Linked DNA regions of Homo sapiens: region 2 is linked to region 1. Evidence: chromatin loops called from intact Hi-C (ENCODE). Cell type or tissue: K562. All regions are shown on one strand. Links, peaks and the distances in the headings refer to the core of each region. The heading gives the core; the rest is flanking DNA. Region 1 overlaps TGFBR3 (transforming growth factor beta receptor 3). Region 2 overlaps TGFBR3 (transforming growth factor beta receptor 3).

Region 1 (2,811 bases), core at 186-2,685:
TGTAGCTTAACCTACCCTAATTAATGTACTTGCCTTCTTTTATTTCATCAGAAGTGCCAACCTTTGTCCCAAAGGAGCCTCTGAATAGCAAGGTTTCCTCCAGGAACACATTCCCCACCGTTTCTGTTCCTTCCCACCACCATGGCCTGACAAACTCCTGCTCATTCTACTGATCTCTCAAGGAAGCTCCCCAAACCTCCCTCACTGTGTTAGATCTGTATTTTTTCATACTCTCATGGTACTCTCCGTTTCTCTCCACAGCACTTCCTGTGATGAGATGTACATAATTATTTGTGCAATTATTGGTTTCACATCTACATGCTCCCAAAGACTGCAAACACCACGAAAGAACAGAACCCAACCACTCTGTCTGCTGCTGCCTGCCTCACCCCAGCACAGTATCTGGCACAAAACAGACACTCAATTATCGCTGAGAAATGGGGAAGAACCATGGGGTGATGCATGCTGCATGGGCTTTGTGCCAATAAGGGACTGTCTGTCTCAGACTTCCTGCTTTCACTCTTTACCTGAGAGCCAAAGCCTCACTCTTATACTAAAAGGGGCAGAAAAAAAAAACACCAACCATGAAATGAAGGAGGTGGCATTTTTGGTTGCTAAGAATCAAGTCCCAGTTGGGGCTTCCCCACCTTCAACTGTCACAGAAAGCAGGAAACACAAATCTGTTTTTGTCTTCTCTTCCCGGACACTCTTCTGGCCAATCCCCTCTCTCCAGGTGGCAGGACAATCCTCTATCTCTCCGTTGGCACACCACAGCCCCAGCCTCATCCTGCCACTTCTGGGTCAGGCCCTAGCCTTCCTGTCCCTTTCCCTCTGCCACAGCCAGCTCATGAACCTGTCTCCCATCCTTCCCCCTTGGCCTCATAGTGGTTCCTTCCGCAATCTGTCTGCACAATGCCAGGGCCAGCTCCATTCAGGAAGGCTTCCACCTGGGAACAGCATGATCCACCCCACAGGCTCTAGCACAAGTGCCTGAGTTAACACAGTGGCTCAGATTCTCACTTGACCACCATGGGGCCCGAGTATAGCACCTCCCAGCCACGAAGGCTTGGAAACCAGGAAAACATGCTCCGAAACCCCATCTGACTCATCTGCTCACTTTTGTGGTGACCTGTGAGCTCTGGAGCTGCTACTGTAGGCCCTCACCGGCAGCCTCAAAAGGCTGGGAGTGTCTCCTGTGGCCACGGCTGAAAACCCACATCCCGTCTTCCCTACGCAATCTCTTCCCTGCAGTCAAGAGCCAAGTGAGTGACATGCTCTGATGATGCTCCTTATCAGCAGCACAGCAAAAGCTGTGTTACCACGTAAGGATCAACCAGGGCGTGGACGATGACGAAAGAACACACCTGAAAGCAACAATGCTCATAAGCACACACGCGTGCTCACTTCACACCATACTCTATCATGAAAAGGCATGTTGCAGATACTTCATCCAAAGCCTCACAGAAACTCTATAACCCACTATAAGTAAACTGTTGTGAGCCACACAGAGGTAGAATGTGTATTTCAGAAAAGTGCTTCCTGGCAGTAATGTCCATATGGATTCACCTCCAGAGACAATCCTCACTGGTGCCTCCCAATCTGGATATTTCAGTTCATTCTGGGCATCTGGTATGTGACGAGTACAAGATTCCTTAAGGGTAGCTCCCAAAGAAATCTAACTTTTCCTTGGACTCAAAGTGTGAGCTGAGTTTAATCCTCCCCTGCTGGCTTACTCGAGAAATCTGATCTCAAAATCTTGCCGGGTGTCGTGTCTTGTTTGAACTGAAGTCAGGCTCTGCTCTTCTGTTTGGTACACTCTCCTCGGCCACCAGCACAGAGGCACAGCCCCCTTCACCCACAAGATGCTACTTCTACTGACAAAAATATTTACTGACCTGAAGACAGCACAAATTCAAATAAACTCTGGTGAGAAACTCCCCAGGTGGCCCAGACCACGGCCACACTGCCAAGGCCACTGCCAAACCAGCCTCCTTCACAAAGCAGGCCCCCACCGCTCGGGTGCTCAGCAGCTGGGCCACCTGAGGCCACACTGTGAAGCACATGGTGGCTCCCTGGGCCGCTGCCTTGTGTGAGAAGCTGGGGGTTAACTCTTCATATGTATGGTTACCACACCACTAGGGGCCACACATCTTGTACATGTTTCTGATTCTCACAATACCACTGTGAAGACAGTGTTAATGCCCTCATTTTAGAGTGATGGGAAACTGGAGCTCATGAGAGGCTAAGAAACACATCAGCAGGAAGTGGCAATAGGGGATTTGAACCTGGGTCTCTGAGACTCCAGCTCCAGACTTTTCCCCTGGCAGAGCACCACCTGCCTCTGCCTTGTACTTTCCAGTTCCTCGCCTCAGGACTGGGTGAACAGATGCATAGGCCAAATGTAAACATTCATTCATATCTACTAAAATAAAATAAACTGCTCGGTTCACACGTATCACCTTTGGTTGACTTAAAAGACTTCATGAACTTAATGAAACTCGTTTCTCATTTTACCAAATGCCCTCCTCCATCCTTTTCACTAATGCTTGCTTATCTGGACACATGGGAAACGTTCCTAAGATCTCGCTATAACATCAATGTCTAAATTCCCAGTTCCACTTAAAGAAAAAAATCAAATGGACTCACCCTTTCATTATGTCCTTTAGCTGCAACACAGCATTCCAATCTCAGTTACAGAACCCCCACATCCCTGCTGGCGGTGGGCCAGCTCCAAAACTCGACAGAACGCAGACAAAGCATTTGGGAACAGATGCATTTGCTGCACAGACTTTAAATTTAATCAGTGCCAAA
Region 2 (2,811 bases), core at 305-2,804, 88 kb before region 1:
TTATCTTTTCTAGAATCCACTCTCTGAACCTGGATGTTTGCATTGATAAGACGTTATGTTTTCTCCCCTTTCAAATGGCACTTTGGAGATAAGTGATAGTCGTATCCAGCGAAGATCAGTCAGAGCTCTGGAGTCACACGGCCTATGAGCACTGAATCTGAACTCCACTAGTACCAGCTGTGTGGCCTCAGACAAATTTGTGCCTCAATTTTCTCATCCATAAAATGAAGATATTATTAGCCTCCCTTATAGGATGGCTCTAAAGAGTTAACTAACTGCTGCAATACTTACAACTCTGTTTGGCACATAATAAATCTGCAGCAAATGTTAGATGTTGTTATTTCATTATTACCGCCACTGCCTAATATTGTGTAGTCACTCCAGATTCCAGATTTAGGTTGCACATGATTATTAACATTATATATAGGAAATAGTTTAAATAAGTTTATACAGATACTCAGATCATGATCTAGAAAAAAAAATGTCATGAGTTATAATAGCACATAGCATTTCACTTAAAAGTGAGTGCAATTTAAAAGATAACAAGTCAGTTTCAGTGGCGGCATGGACCCACAGGGATTTGGCTGCCCTGCTGGGGGCTAAGGGGACTGTGCAGGGAAAAAAAAAGAAATAAAAGATAACATATGAGGTGGTTTTGAAATATTCCATGGTTAACTCTAACACTGCAACTACTGAACTACTGTTCCAAAAGCAAAGGACAGGGCTTTACCAGTAGAATTCACACTTGCCAATTTTTTTTTTTGTTAACATTCATCTACAAAATACTGTCTTCACTTAGCATAATGTATTAAATCTTGAAATTTCCTGCTTTGGTCAGAAGTCAGTCTGGAAGCGTTCTCTGAGCCAATCCCTCATCAGACCTGTTGAAGGTCTGTGAGGTAGGACAGGAAGAGGTCTGTACAGGGTATTTTAGCTGATGTCTAAGGAACTATAGCCCAGCACTAACCTAAAAGGTCAAGGCTAACTTTCAGGTCTCACCTCAACATAAACGTGTCCATTCTCTGGCACAGAGAAGACGCCCTGGGAGGGCACCAAAAAGAGGTCAGTGTTGTATAGCTCCATGTTGAAGGTGATGTTTCCGTGGGGCTGTTCCTGGAAGCTGCTGGGGTTCCTCACCTGCTGAAGGCTGCAATTAAACTGGAAATAACAACCCACAGGAAGATTAATGACAGTCATATGAAGGATGAAGGCCCTGTAGCTTCATGAGCTTTGGCTTTTAACATCTGATTTTATTTTCAGATAGTCCCTAACTAAAGCCAACAAAATAGACAGCATTTTCCACAAACCCCCTACTGATAACAAACACATACCACCACGATTTCAGGTCGGGTGAACAGGGAAGCATCTCCTTCATCCATATCTCCCGGAAATCCATTATCACCTGACTCCAGATCTTCATAACCATCTGGCCAACCACTACTGTCCCCAAGGGCTGGAACCTGTATCACAATCTAAAAGGCAAAGAAAGCACAGCCAATGTTATAAAAACACCAAACCATGTGTGTTTGGTTCTGCCTCACACAAACACTCATGTAATCATTCTGATGCAAATTGAAAATCTGACTTTAAGACAAAATAATAAAATAACATCCAGGCTTTTTCGAATTATATCTTCAAAGTGATGAAGAATAAGGAGAAACCCAATGCAGGTTCAAGTTAAAAGCTAAACTAATATTTGTATCTTCTCTTGTGAAAAATAAATATTTATGTTGTAACCATATTGAATAATTACAAATGATTTCAAATGGTGGGAAAACACTAGATACTAGAATGGAGTTGAATGGAGTTGTCAAGAGACTTGCCTATACCGTGAGAAGGGGCTTCCCCTTAAGAGTCTTTATATTATAAACTCTAAGAACTACTAGCAGTTGGCGAATACAAGAAGCTTTGGTTATATATATCCTTTAAGAGTTGTAGAAAGTTTGGTTGGAGTCAGCAGCGAAGGACCTAATGTTTGGTTATATATATCCTTTAAGAGTTGTAGAAAGTTTGGTTGGAGTCAGCAGCGAAGGACCTAATGTTTACTATGGAGCACATCTCTTCATTGCCGCTCTTGTACCCCTCTAACTTTTGCTCATTTCTTCCCTAAGAAATCTTTCTCTATGGTGTATGGATGTGGAAAAGAATACGTTTTATTCCAGGAATCTTTTTTTTCCACCTTTTTCGCTATCCACCTGCAGATATATTCCCGGAATCTATCTTGACATAGGTTGAAATTATGATTCCTGGATTATTTCTAAATAGGATGAGAAAATTCACCCAAGGGTCATGACGCCATAAATGAAATCCTAATTTCTTTTGCTTCACATGCTTGGATTCTGAACATGATGCAAAATAGAAATATATAGTAAGTCTGAAAATTACTACAAACAATTATAATTGGTGAGAACAGCTAAAACAGTCTCCAAAGGGAGTAGGATGGGAAGAAAATTAAAAAAAAAAAACAAACTGCCTTTCTCTCTGTACCAGGTCCTCCAAAGAAAGTACTGACGCCAATTAAAGGAAGCATCTAGGATATTGCTAAACTCAAAGATCATAATAAAGAAAAGAAAAATATGTGAGAAAAAAAGGAACTTTAAGGGATCATTACATGCCTTTCTCTCCTGAAGCAACTGACTTTTTTTTTTTTTTATTTTTTCTTAACAGACATATTACTGTAGCCACTTTTGGTGTTAACTTGGACCCCAGTTTTAAAATGCCATAATCAAGTATTTCAGTAATATATGACATTCATTATATCTGTAGACACTGGATAACTGAACGAAAATTCATGCTGCAATTATCAGGAGG

Evidence for each region. A loop is a pair of places that touch in the nucleus more often than their neighbours do. Peaks named below come from ENCODE experiments on the same cell type or tissue, not always from the same donor. Only the 100,000 strongest peaks of a DNase experiment are listed, where the experiment ranks them.
Region 2: a loop joins it to region 1, with 4 times the contacts of the local background. A loop is called at or near these places in 8 of 110 quality-filtered maps.

The regions. Positions count from the first base shown.
Region 1 is chr1:91,803,617-91,806,427 of GRCh38, forward strand. All of the region lies in intron 2 of TGFBR3 (transforming growth factor beta receptor 3), which reads right to left. Among named protein-coding and RNA genes, the nearest start is that of TGFBR3, 81 kb to the right of the region's middle. RefSeq lists an enhancer at 150-419. In K562, for the core only: no CTCF peak of the experiment used is centred there; DNase peaks (open chromatin) are centred at 445 and 1,255.
Region 2 is chr1:91,715,237-91,718,047 of GRCh38, forward strand. TGFBR3 (transforming growth factor beta receptor 3) reads right to left here. Exons shown (of 17, transcript NM_003243.5): 11 at 1,332-1,472; 12 at 1,000-1,158. Among named protein-coding and RNA genes, the nearest start is that of TGFBR3, 170 kb to the right of the region's middle. In K562, for the core only: no CTCF peak of the experiment used is centred there; a DNase peak (open chromatin) is centred at 1,405.